Linked DNA regions of Mus musculus: region 2 is linked to region 1. Evidence: chromatin loops called from intact Hi-C (ENCODE). Cell type or tissue: heart. All regions are shown on one strand. Each heading gives the region's core, and the rest is flanking DNA. Links, peaks and the distances in the headings are about the cores only. Region 1 holds the start of Ralgapb (Ral GTPase activating protein, beta subunit (non-catalytic)). Region 2 holds the start of Actr5 (ARP5 actin-related protein 5).

Region 1 (8,327 bases), core at 86-8,085:
TTACACTGTTCAGCTTTCCCATTCCAATCGCCTGTCAACAAAGAGTATGTCACATGAGGGACAGCAGGGACCACATGGAAGAGGACACAGTCTAGGGGAAAGGCTGGTGTTTCCAGTCCTGAGTAGCCTAGAAGCTTTAGCACAATCTATCTATAAAAAGTTAAAACTGAACTATGTAGATACTACCTCTAAAACATCTTGGAAAAAGGAGGTGAGATAGGTTCTCACTATACACCTCAGGGTGGCCTCAACCTTGTCCCAATCTGCCTGCTTTATCAGAGATTAGAGGTGTGAGCAGAACAGCCAGCTTAAAACTTTATCTTATACAACAAGAACCAGTCATTCTGTCTAAAAGATCTTTGTCCATGTCCAGAACAACACTGGCAGGTTCCTCAATTCAGACACAACTCTTGCCAAAGTCATAGGTTACTGTGATTACAGCTACTTTTGGTCACTAACTGAGCGTGTGAACATTTTCACCCATACAGTGGAAGTCAACTAAAAACTTTAACCTCAAGCTTTAAAAAACTGACTTTCTTCCACGTGCCAAGACTAGAACTGGAAACTCTGTCTGTATCTGATAAGAGAACAAGGCCAAGTTTCTTGAGAGGCTAAATTTAACACCTTTCATCCCATCACTTTCTCTATTAGCCTCAGCCTAAACACCAAGCAAACCGTATATAAGAGACAAGAGAACCTTCCCCTAACAATACTATACTGTTAAAATTACTTTATGAAATATGTATTTTTATCCAATCTATACACATCACATTTAACTGGGGAGAAATATCCCATCTAGGCATGCTGGTATAGGCCTGCAATCCCAGCTACTTAGGAAGCTGAGCCAGAAGGACCCTAAATTCAAGGCCTGCTTAAGCTACAGACTAAGTTCAAGGTCAACCCAGATAGCTTGGTATGACCTTGTTTCAAAATAAAAAATTATAGCTAGGTATGGTGGCACATGCCTTTAATCTCTCAGGAGGTAGAGACAACAAACCTCCATGGGTTCAAGAACATCATGGTCTACATAGCCATTTCTAGATTAGCCAGGGCTACATAGTAAAACAGTATTCAGAAAAAATAATAAAATTGAATTTAAAAAAATGTATACACACACACATATAAAATAAAATGGGAATCAAAACACAGTGGTACAGCACTTGCATAGAAGGTCTGTACTCAACCCCCAATACCAATATAAAAAGATAGGGGTAGGGGGACTCTTCATTGTAAACAAACTTCTTCATAATGACCTTATAATATTTAATCTACTTAATCTCATACGGCTTTAAGAATAACCAAGAACAAAGAACTAGAGAATTGACTCAGTGGTTAAGAGCACTTACTGGCTGCTCTGGCCGAGCACCCACGTTCAAGTTCCAGCAACTGCATGGAACCTGAACACAACCCTCTGTAACTTCAGTTCCAGAGGACCTGACACCTTCCTCTGGCCTCTGCAAGCACCAGACATCCAAGTAGTGCACATACATGCATGCAATCAAAATGCCCATAAACATAAAAATAAATTTTACCAAAAAAGGGGGCGGTACTAAAAACAGAAGCAATGAGAATTATTGCACTGACTTCCTTTAAAACTGGTAAGCATGTGCAGCAATGGCAGTTCAGACATTATGTAATAAACTACACCGAGTCTGTATTGTTGCTCTGATACAGAGCTGACTGTCTCCCATCAGATGGGATGAACTATAACTGCGTGCGTTGATACATACAAGGCAATAGCATCTAGACAACACTTCTTTTAGACAATGAGGAAAGGCCACATGCAAAACCCCAATGGCAATAAAAAGTCTCTCACTATAGAATAGACTGTCTACATGGAAGTTAACAATAAAATTCACCAATGTTCTTGTTTTGTTTGTTTTTGTGTGTTGATTGGTTGGGTGGAGGTTTGAGGCAGGCCTCTGTATGGAGCCCTGGCTATCCTGTCACTAACTCACTGTGCAGAGCAGGCTGGCCTTAAAGAGATACACCTGCTTCTTCCTCCTGAGTGCAGGGATTAAAGGCGTGTGCCACCTCACGCAGCTAAACCAACCAATGTTGCTGGAACATGGTCTTACATCGTGCCTTGTCATGGATAAGAATTCAACATTTTATTCATCTGCTGAATAAATGAATAAACTTAACTAGAGTATTCCTAAGGAAAAAGGAAAAAAAAACCCTAATGTTAAGAACAGCAAATATCTTTTATAAAAAAAGAAAACAGATGCCTCTGCGGCATGAGGTCTATGACATAAAGGGACTAAACACTATATTCAAAAAATGTTTGTCGGCCTCGATGTCAAAGTACTCCAAGAGGGAGAGACAGACAGACAGACAGACAGACACCAAGAAAAGCATGGTCCCTGCCATCAAAACCTTACAGAAGAGCTTAGGAGTACAACACAGAAAAACATGTGGTCAGCTACTCTACAATAATGCCAAGATGGGCAGGGCTCAGGGGAGGCAGAGGATCTTGAAGGGACTGTTGAGAGCTGGGCAATAGACAGAATTGATGCATATGAGAAGGTGTATGTGTTCGGGTAGGGTGCTGAGAAAACACGGAGGCCTGTCTTGTAGAAAGAACAGTGTATGCAAAAGTCCAGAGGCTAGAGAAACCATAACCATGAGTGCCGTATATTATGGGAAATTGTAAACCAACAGTTTTTGCAAGGAATGTATACATTTTTTTTAAAAGCTCTGCTAAGAATCCATAATTGGGTCTCACCCTCAAGGAGGCCTACCTACCAAAGGGGTGGTAGTCTGTGGATCTAAGGAAAAGTTCTCTCTTAGTGAACAGCTACCATCCTAGCACTCAGGAGGCTGAGGCAGAGAAATGGAGAGTTCCAGCAATAGAACAAGGGCGCGCTGGGGGGAAGGGAGTGACAATATGAATTTCTGCCAGTGGAATCCACGATCTTAACAAGCATCCTCCTGCACACATAAACTGGAGAGGCACTGTCAGACCTCTGAGATTACATGCTTTCACACTTGTCAAACCTCACTATAGCCCAGAACCACTAGGGGATCTCCGGAAAGACAAATACTAGAAAGATACTAGTATTTGTCTCCCCCTACCCTCTAGACATGGTGGTTTAATTAGTTTGAGGTGCTATGGCACCAGGAATCTTTTCAAAACTCCCCAAGTGATTTTTACCGTGCATCAAAGTTGGACATCCAATGACCTAATTGGTTAAGAACCTGGATCGGACTGTCAAGGCTGCTTGAGTTCAAATTACCCAGCTCTATGACCTTGGGCACCAAAGGCGCCCGATCGCTCTGGGCCTCGGTTGCCTGGTCCGTAGAATGGGGTAACAGTCCTGCCGTGCAGGGTGCTCAAATTCCCTATCTGGCCTGGGCCTGGCGGAAAGCAAGCATTTGCGGAGGGTGGCTGTTTACTCTCCTCGCAAGCGTCACCGTGCCCTGGGCAGTAGCATCCTCACCGGACGGCAGCAACTCCACCTGCCCCTCGGTGGACCGCATCCTCCCCGGAGTTGCCGCTGCCACTCCAGACCCGCCCCTGTCCCCAGGCTGCCAGGGGGGCGCTCCGCCAGTCCGACCCTCCCGGGTTCGCTCACACCCGGCAGAATCCGCGGGCCAGGACTGTGCTCCCGCGCCCGGTGCGGCCACTTCAGAACCCAGGAATGCGCCCGCCGACGCTCGGCCCCGGGAGCAGCGGAGGTTCAAAGAGCCCCTGCCTCAGTAGCTGCTGAGGAGAGGGAAAAAAAAAAAAAAAAGCACGGCGAGAGGGGAGGGTCCGGCCGCACCGCGCCGGCCGCCGCGTACCTGAGGCGACGGGCGGGGCCCGCATCGCTGGGCGGGCGCACCGCGGGCCGCACTCGGCCTGCCGCCTCACGCGACCCGCGCCATCCGGCCCGCGCTGCCACTGCCCCGGCCGGCCCTCCACCGGCAGTCAGTCCGTCCACCCGTCAGTGACTCTCCCAGGGCGCCCAGGGGACGACGAACACCGGTCGCTTGGCCGGCCGGCTGGGCTCCGTTCAAGCAACTTCCGACTGCCAGGGGCGGTGGCGTCAAATAATTCCCCAGCCGAAGGGACTACTGCGCCTGCGCGGCGCTGCTGACCCGCGACTTCTGAAGGGACCGAGTGGGCAGCGTCAAATAAGTCTCCGAGCCTGGAGCCGGAAGCTGCGCGTGCGCAGCCGTCCCAGAGGGCCGCGCGAAGCGCGATTGCCCACACCGCCCCCTTTCGGGCTTCGGTGGAGTGGGAGGAGTAAAGTGACGGACACTTACGTCATCGCGGTGCCAGCTCCAGAAGCAATCTGGCTTCTACATGTTCTTAGTGCAGAAGAGTAAGGGGCTTCTCTATGAAAAGTTGGCTACCATTCAGGCTAAAGGAATGTCTCACATCTCAGCATTGTAGCTCTTCCTTTGCCCAGCCCCTTATTACATGGGCGCAGCATTATTATGGGCAATGTCCTCGCCAGGCCTGACGTGCTTTAAAAGGATGATTCAGAACCTGTCACCAACGAGTTGTATCTGATCGGGGAGATAAGCTATTACTAACAAGAGATACAAGTTCGAGCACCTGCCATGCACCGGACGTTTTGCAAACAGTACCACTGTCAAGAATTTCGTTTCAACTTCCACGAGGAAAGTAACAACATTTTAGACGTACTCCCCACGTGTCAGGCTGAGAGGAAAGAGGGATGGAGACAGCTTCATAGAGAGCCTGGCCTTGTGACTGACCTTGGAACTCAGAGGTGGAGGGATCAGGGTGTTAGGCTGTGCAAAAAACACATTTGTATGGAAAGCAGAGAAAACGGTGACTGTCATCCTCAGAAGAGACCATGAACCAAGTAGGAGTGAAGAAGAAACTAGTGCCCTCGTAGAAGAGATAAAACAAGGATTCTTTAAGACCACAACCTCACCTACAGGAAGAGGGGAAGGGGTGGGTAACAATGTGCCAGGACAGTGTGTGGATGAAGCAGTAAAGTTCAATTAGACAGTTTTTGATAAGTGCTTTATCACATGGTCACTATTCCAAGCCCCTCTCTCCTTCCCACTTCTACACTACAGAGGCCAAAAAGCAAAGCCCCCTCCCCTGCTTGACAGCATACCAGTGAAACAAAGTTCTAGTCCATAAAGCATAAACCAAAGTTCCAAGGGAGACTTAGGATATAAAGGAAGTCCTGAGAAATTTTGTGTCCTTCAACTTTCCCCAACTTCATGATTGGAACCATGGTATAATACAATGCCAGGAGATGTGGCAGTCATTCTGAGATCTTGCAGAAGACTCTACTATAAATGTAAAACAAGGCAAAGAAACCTGCCTCTTTAGGACACACCAAGGAAACTGCATGGACTCTGTACTCCTTTCCTGCTTTAAAGAGGGTGGTGGGCCTTATTTATACCACAATCCATTGAGTTTTCTGTTACTTGCGACCACATTCCTAACACCGAATATTGAACATCTATGGAAGATCAGACTGATAGGGTTGAAGAGGAGTGGGTGATGGGAATTGGAAAAGTGACAGACACGGAGGACTGGGAATCTTTTTAAAGCACATGGAACTGCAGACATAGCTTAGTTGGTGGAGTATTTGCCTGGTGTGTTTGAGGTCCTGGGTTTGATTCCCAGTACTACACAAACCATATGTAGTAGCATATTCATCCTTGAACTTGTTACACAGAGTGCTTTGGGCCAGCTTGGGCTACATAAGGCCATGTCTCAAAATAAAAAAAAAAAAAAAGGACTTGGAAAAATGAAAATACCTCTAGTCCCTCCACCTTGAGAGTTTAATTCATGGCAGACTTAGTTCTTTAGTTTTTTTGTAGGGAAGCTACAGGGGAGAGAGGTTTCCATTCCTTTAAATGAGGGAAAGAAGTTGTGCTCAGTTCCAACTCGAGGCTCTCTTATCATTTTTATTTCATACACAAAAATGAACTGTTGTAAAAGAGAATAGAAGTAGAACAAATAGAAGTTTTAAAACTCCTAACTACCCAGCTAGGAAGTTTTTGGTTTGGGTTTGGTTTGGTTTTTTTTTTTACATTTTTTTAGAAATTTATTTATTTATTTATTTTATATCTATGAGTACACCATTGCACTCTTCAGACATACCAGAAGAGGCCATCAGACCCCATTACAGATGGTTGTGAGCCACCATGTGGTTGCTGGGAATTGAACTCCAGACCTCTGGAAGAGCAGTTAGTGCTCTTAACCCCTGAGCCATCTCTCCAGCCCCAGAAGTTTTCACATATATCTGTACCTCAGCTGCCATAGTACATACAAATGTGAACTGGAATTCTTTTCCACGTTATAACATGAAATTTAATCATGCTTTAATACTCTTTTTTATTGACACCTAGTAATTGGACGTGGTATACATATTTATAAAGTCCAGTGTGGCGTTTCAACCTATGCAAACAATGTATAGTAGACAGAAATGTGTAAGCAATGAACACTAGACAGAGCGCTTTAATTTAGTGTCTTGTTGCTGTGGTAAAATACTGATCAGCAGATTAGAGGAGAAAGGGTTTCTTTACCTCATAATTCCAAGTTACAGTCCATGATTTGTGTGGAAGTTGAGGCAGCAGGGACTCAATGCAGCCAGTCACATCGACAATCAAGAGCAGATAGAAATGGCATGCATGTTTACGCTGTCCTCAAGTTCACTCTTAGTCCAAGACCCAACCCTAGAGAATGGTGCCACCTACGGTGGGCTGAGTCCTCCTGCATCAATTAGTCAGTACAATCCCCACAGGCCAACCTGATCTAGACAATCTGTCCTTGAGACTCTTCTCAGGTGACTCTAGACTGTGACAAGTGGACAATCAAAACTGACCATCACACAGGGTAATTAGCGTATCTATTGTGTCATTGTTTGTGTTGAGAGGGCTCAGTTGCTCTTCGATGGGTATGTTGAAATATTTCATTAATTATTGTCATCCATGGTTTCCCACTGTGCAAGGAAGAACATAAGAAGTTTCTCCTCCATCTATCCTATGCATCTCAGCACCATTAGTTGCCCTCTCTCCATTTGACCCTCCCATGCCTTACTCTACTTTCAGGTTAATTTTCAAGCTGCCGTATTCATGCAGGGATGTAAAACTGCAGGCTACTACCTGTACAGTGCCTATGGTTATACATTATCACCCATGGAGAAAGCCATTGTGAAGACAGGCATTCAGGTAAAGCACTGAAAAAGCACTTCATAGATGTAGGCGCTGGTGTTGTAGACGAAGATTATAGAGGAAACGTTGGTGTCGTGCTGTTTAATTTTGGAAAACAGAAGTTTGAGGTGAAAAAAGGTGATCAGACTGCGCAGCTCATCTGTGAGCAGAGTTTTGATCCAGACTTAGAGGAAGTGCAAACACTGGATGAGAGAGGCCCAGGAGGCTTCGACTCTACGGGAAAGAATTAGAACTTTGCTTGAAGTATTTCGCTGTTTCAACACTGGAAACGGGAGCGTTAACTTTGGAAGCGTTTCATGCTCTAGGATGTAGGAAAGGAGACCTATATCACATTGGAATGATTCTGTTCTCTGCGGTCGATGGTGGCCTGAAAGTCTGCACTGTGAGGATGGCATTGACATGTAGACTTGGTAAAACTGAGGGTACAATTAGATTTGTTGTTGTTGTTGTTGTTGTTGTTGTATATTATACAGTTACAGCCCTCCAAGAACTGGTTTTGCTCTAATTGCTGTATCATTTGTAATTTTTTTTTATTCAATAAAGTTGAAGTCTTTAGCAGAAAAAAGAAAAAGAAAAAAAAAAGAAGAAAGAAAAGCGCTACCATAACATGGAAGTGCAAGTGTCCCTTTGGCGTCCTGATTTCAGTTCCTTTAAATGTGTCGCCTCCCACCCCTGAGGTCGTTTGAGTAGATATTTTTTCTGCTTTTTGAAAGAAGCTTTCCATAATGTCCGTACTGATTTACATTTTCTCCTTCAGTGTATGAGAGCTGCGTTTCTGTCTCACCAGTACTTTGTTACTCTTTATAATGTTTTTGTTTGTTTTGTTTTGCTCATGGATGTTTGCATGTGTGCATGTCTGTCTGTGCACCACTTTTGTGACTGGTGCCCAGGAAGACCAGAAGAGGGTCAGAATGAGTTACAGTTGTGAGCCACCGTGTGGGTCCTGGGAATCAAACTCTGGTCTTCAATCTCTTTTATAATAACCTTCTAAGTTGGGTAAGATGATGTCTTCCTGTGGTTTTCACGTAGTTCTTGAAAATTCCCCAATTAACTTTTTTTCATAGACTTGTTTGTTGGCCATTTGGCTAGTGGTTTTCTGTTTTGTTTTGTTTTAATGTCTACTCATATCATTTCCTCATTTTAAAATCAAATCCTCTGCTTTTTTTTTACTACTAAAT
Region 2 (8,280 bases), core at 1-8,000, 220 kb before region 1:
TGGTATCGTTCTAGAGTTTAAAGCAAGCCGACTCAATGGCTTGGGGGCTGGGGGGTAGCGTGAATGGTGGTAGAGTACCAGGCTCTGACTCCCAGCACCCCATTAGCCGATCATGGTGGCAGCACACACTTAAAATCCCAGCACTGGGGAGGCAGAAGCAGGAGGATCAGAAGTGCAAGGTCATCTCGGCTACATGCTAGGCTCAAGGCCAGCGTAGCCCTTATATGAAATCCCATCTCAAAAAGAGGAAGCTAAGGCTGGGTAGATGGCTTGGTGAGTGAACGCACTTGTCACCAAGCCTAAGGGACCAAGGGGCTTCCCTCCCCAGGCCCAGTCACCTCTGGCTTGCTGTCTACCACATCCACCTCCAGGCTGGCTTCGGCCTGCAGGATTTTCTGTTTGGCCTGCTCCACCGCCAAGGTGAGCTTCTGTATGTAGGACTGCAGTTCTTCTGGGGAGTCCATGTTCAGCTCGATCAGAGCTTTGTGAAACTGGTCCATCTGTCCTTCCTCTAGGAGCTCCTAAAACCAGAGCAGTCACAAGTCACTCTCAGAGACGGGCAGTGTGGTCATCAACAAAGGGAAGGCAGCTAGGAAGCCAGCAGAAGTGCAGGCGGGGGGCCCTAGTCAGTCCCCAGCAGAACTGCCCTGCAAGCTCCCACCACACTCCTACCCGCCCTCCTCTCCAGCTGTCTGGGCCTGCTAGCATCGCACACCGCTTTCAGCACTACTTAATTAGGCAAAACTAATCTAAGTTGACAGACATCAAAGAGGGAAGAAGTCACTGAGAGGAGATGACAGCTGCTCCTCAATCTGGCAGCAGGGGCAGTGTTACTTTGTGACATTCACAGGGAGGCCCACCCTAAGGTATGTGCATGCTGCACTTAATGGAAAAGTTCAAAAACAAGAAAATGAATCAATAAACAGAGCTTGAGTCCACAGCTCTCTACAGCCACTTGCTGCTGTGCATGCTAACCATCTCCATGATTCTGGTCTCTGGACTCCCTAATTCAAGGTGACAACAGCCAATGCACATTATGTCTAAGGGAACCAGACAGGAAGAGAGCACCTCGCAGAGCAAGGCCAGGGTCCAGCGCCACAGACATCACCTGCCTGCACATACAACAGCCGCTCCAGCCGCTCCTGATCCAGCTGCAGCTTCTCCTCCCTCCGCCGGGCGTTGAGCTCTTGCAGCCGGCGCAGCTGCTGCTGCCGCCGCTCCTGCTTCTCCTCCGCCGTCAGTGTGCTGCCCAGGAGCTTGCTGGAGAACGGGAGCTGCATCTTGTGGACATTGTTCTCGTAGTAATCGGGACACTGCCACTTCTGCAATTCTTCAAACAAACAGTTTAAGGGAGTTAGAGAACAATGAAGTGAAAAGTCGATGCCAGCCATGAGTGGACGAACTCTGAACCTCTGAACACACCCAGGCACACAAAGACCTGCTGCGAGGGTCTGCAGACAGAAACCACACAGGAAAGCTGGAACTGCCAGAGCAGGGGAAAGACTGTTAAACTCACGGGCTGACTGCCTCATGAGTGCCTTAAAACTTGATCGATAACTGGAACTAAAACTAGTAACATCACTGTCTGACCAGCTCCCAGCGTTCACAGGGTTAATATGGGAGACACTTTAACTCAGAAGCCTAGGGCTAACACTGCTACCCTGACCAATACTTAATCTACACAGATGAGGAAAAGCTATGCATGCCTGAATTCTCTAGTAACCACCTAAGTAATACAGGCACAAGGGGGAAAAAAAAAGTCTAGCTGACCAAGGTGATGTTCACCTTGAACCCCAGGAACTAGTTCACAGATCTCTCAGTTCAAGCTAAGCATGGACTATACAGTGAGCTCCGGGCCAGCCAGAGCTCACAGTGAGAGCCTGCCTCAAAAGTAAAATAAAAGGAATCCAATAACCTAAAAAGCAGAGAAAAAAGGACAAGAATAAAATAGTAATGCCGAATTCAAACACAAATACACTAACTGCAAACGGTCCCAGCACACACAGGAGGCTGCTGAGGGGCGCAAGGCCCAGCTGCCATCCCCATGGAAAGAGTAATGAACATTTATTATAACACAACCACAAGCGCATCTTGATGACATTGACTAAGTAGATCAGAGGTAAAGGGATACAAGCAGGGGATGGTGGCGCCTGCCCCCAATCTTAACACTTGAGAAGAGGAGGCAGAAGGATTGAGAGTTCAAGGTTGTCTTCACACATTCAAGGGAATTTTGAGGTTAGCCTGAGCCACACGAGACCCTGTTGCTTAATAAATGAAAGGAAAGATATGCCAATGTAAACTGCATTCAAAAGAAAGCTGGGTGCCTTGTTGCCAATGTTATTTTCAGATAAGATCTCACTATGGATACCTGGCTAGCCTGGAATTTACTAACAGGCCAGGCTGGCCTCAAACTCAAAATCCACCTGCCTCTGCTTCCCTAATGCTGTGATTAAAGGTGTGTCTAAAAGAAAAAGAAAAAGAAATAAAATGAAATACACTACAGAATGACAAAAGGTCAGCTGACAGGAAGCTATGACCATGTTAAATATGAAACTAACAAGACAAAGTCACAAACTGACAGCACACTCTGACAGATCTGGGCTGGGAGCACAGTTCAGAAACACGCGTGCTCATCTTGTCAATGTTGTCCTCAGTGACAGAACAGAGGAGAAGTGGGGACGCCCACCACCACTCCTAGTGGCAGCAACACACTCCTCCCAATTATCAACAGGACTAGTAGAAGGCAGGTGACCAAGTGCTGGCCACCATCACCACCAGACACCAAAGGACACCTGAACACCAAAGCCACAAGAGCACAGTGCACGCTCTTCAGGTGTGTGAGGAACTTCTGCCAAAGATGACGACATGCCGGGTCATGCAATAAACAAGCTTAGCAGACATCAAACAAAGTCCTTTCACTATAATGGGACTGAACCAATGATAAATCACAGGAAGGCATTTCACAACATATTTGTAAGCAATCACTTAAAGAAATTAGAAAATATTTGTAAACTCAGTAACAAGTAAGGAAATTTATCAAAACCCATGGGATGCGGACACAGCAGCAGCACTGAAAAGGGAAACACACAGAATCAAATGCTGGTTGGTTTGTTTACTTATTCTGTGCAGGAGTGTTTTGCCTGCATTTGAACAGGAACTACCTGCATGGCTCATGGAAGCCACAAGAGGGCATCAGCCCCCCTGGATCTGGGATTACATATGTTTGTGAGCTAGGACTACATAAACAAAAGCAAAAATAAGCTAGTATCAAAGTATATCAAGAAAAGGGAGCCCACACTCACAAATTCTCTTTCCATGTCTATCTCCCCAGTTTCTTTGTACCTCATAAACCACAGGTGCTTAACAAAAGTGCTCTGAACACACAGCTTGTAAACACCACTTAATTCTCCGAATATGGTTAAGATGAACCCTTCAATTGGGAAGCTGAGACAGAAGAGCCAGACATGTGACGTTAGGCTGAGCCTACACAGGAGACTGTCTGAAAGGAGAGAGGGCGAGGGGTGCAGGGAGGAAAGGCTGATGGTAAATTTTATGTCTTATGGTTTGTTTGTTTGTTTTTAAACACAATTAGGATTACTTTTTGTATGCCTCTGTGTAATTTTTTTTTTTTTTTTGGTCTCTTTAAACACCACTTCTTTATATTTTCTGTGTATGCGCGTGTTTAAGGGCACTATGTACATGCCCACTGAAACCAGTAGAGAGCAGCAGATCCCCTGAAACTGGAATCAGGGATGATAGTGAGCCACTCCTAAGGAAACCCAGGACCTCTGCAAAAGCAGCAAGTGCTCTGAGCCATTCATCCTTCCGCCTGCAGGTTGGTTTCTTTGAAGCAGCATCTCACACAGTCTTTGCAGGCTTTGAGCTCACTGTGACACAAAGATAACCCTGCATATCTGATCCTCCTACCTCCACCCTGAGCGGTGGCAGTGACGCCTTTAATCCCAGCACTTGGGAGGCAGAGGCGGGCGAATCTTTATGAGTCTTTGGCCAGCCTGGTCTAAGAGTTGAGTTCCAGGACAGCCAGGAATATACAAAGAAACCTGTCTCAGAAAAAAGCAAACCAAACCAACAAACAAACCAAAAGATTGAGATACTTAGAGGCTAAGGCAGGAAGATGGAGGATCTGAGACCACACTGAGGGACAGTGGCCAGCCTGAGCTATATAAGGAGACTCTGACTCAAAAAGAAAAGTTCAGGATATGTGGGAGACTGAGAGGTGCTCTGACATCACTCTAAGGATGTGAGATAAAGCATTTTCAATTGGTGTCAAACTTTTTTTTGGCTTTTTAAGACAGGGTTTCTTTGTGTAGCCCTGGCTGTCTTCGAACACTGGACTCCACAGAGGCAAACTGCAAAAGCTATGTTGTGTGACGGGACAACATAGTTTATGTTTATGACAATTAGTTTACTTAATACTCTCACCATGTGAGCACCGAAAGCAGAGGTGGATCTGAGCGAGCAAGAGTCAAGGACCCTTCACGGTCAACAGAGTTGGAAACCTGGAGCAAGTTCCTCTGTATCACCCGCCATGGCCCCCTGTGTCACCTGCCCCGTAGTCCTCGGCAATGTAGCTATGCTCCTGCAGGATCTCCTCCATGCGGCTGAGTGTGATGGCTGCCAGGTGGCCTGGATACTTCAGCTGGAGAAGCCGCTGCAGGTAGCCAGCTGCCTGACTTCCTCCAAGATTGATGCGCTTGCAGTTTTTGGCATCGAGCCTATACCGAAGTAATAAAGAACAACACTGAGAGTCAATGCAGCAGAAAAGACAAAATGTAGACCATCTTGGAAAGCAGAACTGAATTCAGACAAAGGGGCAGACTAGACTAGTGGAGGGTGAGGACACCTAAAACCATATCAGGAAGATTCCCTTGGTTCAGCCTCTTACCCAACGCCAGAACTCCTACTGCAGACCCCGGCATGTGGCCCTTTAGCTTCTACCGCAGAAAAGCGGTTTAGGCCAGTAGTGGCACATGCCTTTAATCCCACCACTTGGGAGGCAGACACAGGCAGAGGCCAGCCTGGTCTATAGAGTGAGTTCCAGGGCTATGTAAAGACCCTGTCTCAATTTAAAAAACAAAACAAAAAACAGTTCAGTAGGATGTCTAAGTGACATGTGACAAGTGTGTTCTTCTGGGGGCTCCTGGGAACACGTAGCCTAGAAATAATAATAATAAAATGGTCAAGCAGGCCAATCCCAAGGGCTACTTGCTCTGGGCCTTAAGAGTCTGATTTCACAAGCTTCCTGGGAACTGCTTCTCTCCACAATCAGACGAACAAGCACATACATGCTGGCTGGTAAAGGGACCAGAGCCTCATCTTAGCAGGGCTGCAAAGCTAAGCGTCCACGCTAGAGCCAGGGCTCGCTGCCTGCGGCACACAGCCCTTCTGGCAATGTGGGAACTTTTAAGGGCACAATGCTAGCTTCATCACACAAGAAAATAAAACAAAACTAAACTCAGACATGAACAGACTAAAACCATCTCTGTCTTTTATTCTACTAAACAGTTCTAGAATTGCCTAGTATGTATTAGGCAATGTAACCAAAAATAAAAGGTATGGACAATATGAATTAAAGAGTTGGCAGTGCAAGTTTTTTTTTTGGGGGGGGCAAAAAAATCTTAATTAAAAATTAACTCCAGAATACCAAGATGGTCTAAATTAAATGATTCAACTAAGAGAAAGGGAGATGGCCCAGCAGTAAAGGCACTTGCTGTCAAGGCTGAGGACCTCTGAGTTCAATTCCTAAGACCCACATGGTGGAAACAGAGAACCAATGCCCTTATACAGTTCTCTGCTTCCAGCTTCCTGTCAAGCACTGTCAAATCCAGACAGACAGACACAGGTGTGCTCCTGCATGCATAAGCACACACACAAATTTTAAGAAGAAAGAAAGAAATATAATGGAATAACTTACTCAAACCATGCTTACTGAATGCCTCCTATGGGCAGGTATCATGTTAACTGTTCCCCCATAAATCAGAATTGTAACACTGTATAACTGTCAATCAGACATAAGACCAACTTGAAGTCCCTCCAGGAGGTCCCAAAGGGCAGGTAGAGTAACTTCTGAAGGCACTCACTGATGTAGGTCTGAGCCCAGCTCAGTTAAACCACCTAGCACTTCCCAGACTTTCCAACAGGCACCTTTTACGTCCCATGATTCCAGGCAGCCCTAAAACGATGCTTCTCCCACACAATGCCACGGCACAGCTCACCTCCCTTCCAAGACCGGTAAGATGTGTGTGCACTGGTAGCCGGATGAAATGATGAGGCCGCTGGAAAGGGCATTCTTGGGCACGTTGTGGTAGAAGCTGAAGAGGCTGTCTATCCCATAGGCAACCTTCGGGATCCTGTAGCATTCGAAAAGGAGCTCCGACATCATTTGACGGGAGTAGAGGGGGTTACACACAGCCTCTGTCAGAACTATGGGATGATCAACGCAGCCCTACTTTGAAAGACAAGCACAAAGAGACAAACGGAAGCATGCATGAAATGCAAAAATAACCCCAAATCCTTACGCAGGACAGAATTTACTTTTGAACTCTAATTTAAAACACGAGGTCGTGGAGGGAGACACTCAAGGCCAGACACGAGGACTAGAGAGAACACATTAGAACCCAACTCTGTTTCCCAGCACCTAATCTCTGACTCCAGTCACAGAAGATCACCTGCCTAAGGCACCTACACTCTTGTACACATTCTCACACATATAACTTTGAAATAATACATCTTTTAAAAGGTGCTCACGGGCCATTTTAAAGAATACATTTCATCTCTATTGGAGATTATTTTGGGAAGCCAAAATAACATGATCAATTTAAGCTTTTCGTAGGTCTGTCTGTCTGTTGGTTTTTTGTTTTTTTAAGATAAGGTTTCTCTGTGTAGCCCTGGCTGGCCTTGAACTCACAAACATCTGCCTGCTTCTGCCTACCGAGTGCCCGGATTAAAGGGCCGTGAACCCATGCCCGGTTCATTTTAAGTTTATTAAGTCAAGCTTTGGCTAAACTGTTAACTGATAAACCCCGTTGGTTTTATCTTCAAAATACTTCCAGGATCGGACTGGTGCTGGTAAAACTCATCTCACTTGGACTATTGCAAACTGGACCCTTGTGCCTGAGACAGCCCATCCTCTGGAAGATAAAGACTTCGTGGTGTACCCTTAGCTCCTAGCACAAGGCTGACGAACTTGTGTTCAATACCCTACTGCCTGGCATGACGGCTGAAGCCGAGCGCGCCCTGCCCGGCAGGCCCTCACCTGCGAGGAGACGCCGAGGTGCTGGAAGCTGTAGTCCAGCAGCAGTTCCTGCAGTTCCAGGTTGACCGGGACGTTGCGATCGAAGGGCGAGCGCAGCATCCAGCGCAGAGGCTCCAGGCTTCCCAGCGCGTTGCCCACCTGCGGCCCCGGCCCGCCGCGCGCCCCGCCGCGGCCGCGCGCACACACGGCGCGGAACTGCAGGCGAGGCTCGGGACCGGGGTCCGGCCCGGGGCACGCCCACCCGGCCCGAGCCTGGAACGACCCGTTGTCCAGCACCAGAGGCACCGGCTGCGACCCGAAGGCCACCGGCCCGGCTTCGAGCACGGGATCCGGAGCAGAGCGGGCATCTCGGAAGCGGAACACGTTGGCCTCCATCTTGGCCAGCGCCGGTCCCGCCCCGAAGCCGAGTGCGTCACGAAACCCCGGGCCGCGTCTGAGTCTCTGGGCCCCGAAGCGTCCGGAAGCCTCCTCCTTACGGGAGGACTCGCTGGTTTCAGCACCTGATTCCCGCCTGGCGCTCCAGAACTTTCTGTGGGTTTCTATTCCCCGCTGATCCAGGCCTCAAGTCCAACCGTAGCTCCAGCTTGTCCGCAACAGCCTCCTTGTGGCCACGCCTCTTCGCGCTAACTGGCTGTCCACGAGCCCCGCCCCCAGCTCCGAACATGGAGGCGTAGCCACGCCCCTTGCTCTAACTAAGGGACCAAAGGCTCCACCCACACTGGGCTGGACTCCGCCCCTCCCTGTCCCCTTACTCTCCCTTGGTCTCTGTCTGCATAGCCTTGCAGATCTAGCCCTTAGTTTTGTGACCGTGTTAAGCTAATCTCCTTCCCCTTTGACTTCTTTTTCTGTTCATTTGTTTATTTATTGCGTGATGGGTGTGGGAGCGTGCCAAGATGCCTGTTCTCTTCACCCAATAGGTTCCAGGGATGGAACTCAGGGCCCTCAAGGGCCCAGTCAAACTCCAAACTCTGAGGTACTACTAACTTCAGTTTCTGGGAGTGGCA

What was found. Hi-C counts contacts between places; a loop is a spot of excess contacts. Peaks named below come from ENCODE experiments on the same cell type or tissue, not always from the same donor. Only the 100,000 strongest peaks of a DNase experiment are listed, where the experiment ranks them.
Region 2: it touches region 1 in a loop (2.5-fold over the local background); 2 of 42 quality-filtered maps call a loop at or near these places.

Annotation. Positions count from the first base shown.
Region 1 is chr2:158,405,560-158,413,886 of GRCm38, reverse strand. It overlaps Ralgapb (Ral GTPase activating protein, beta subunit (non-catalytic)), which reads right to left and starts at 4,034. Exons shown (of 30, transcript NM_001291138.1): 1 at 3,784-4,034. In heart, for the core only: a CTCF peak has its summit at 4,197; DNase peaks (open chromatin) are centred at 3,376, 3,406 and 4,076; H3K4me3 peaks cover 2,246 bases; H3K27ac peaks cover 1,668 bases.
Region 2 is chr2:158,624,513-158,632,792 of GRCm38, reverse strand. It overlaps Actr5 (ARP5 actin-related protein 5), which reads right to left and starts at 7,880. Exons shown (of 9, transcript NM_175419.4): 1 at 7,277-7,880; 2 at 6,237-6,466; 3 at 4,567-4,736; 4 at 1,113-1,330; 5 at 339-521. The coding sequence starts at 7,651. In heart, for the core only: CTCF peaks have their summits at 3,186 (motif pointing right) and 7,875; a DNase peak (open chromatin) is centred at 7,902; H3K4me3 peaks cover 1,393 bases; H3K27ac peaks cover 906 bases.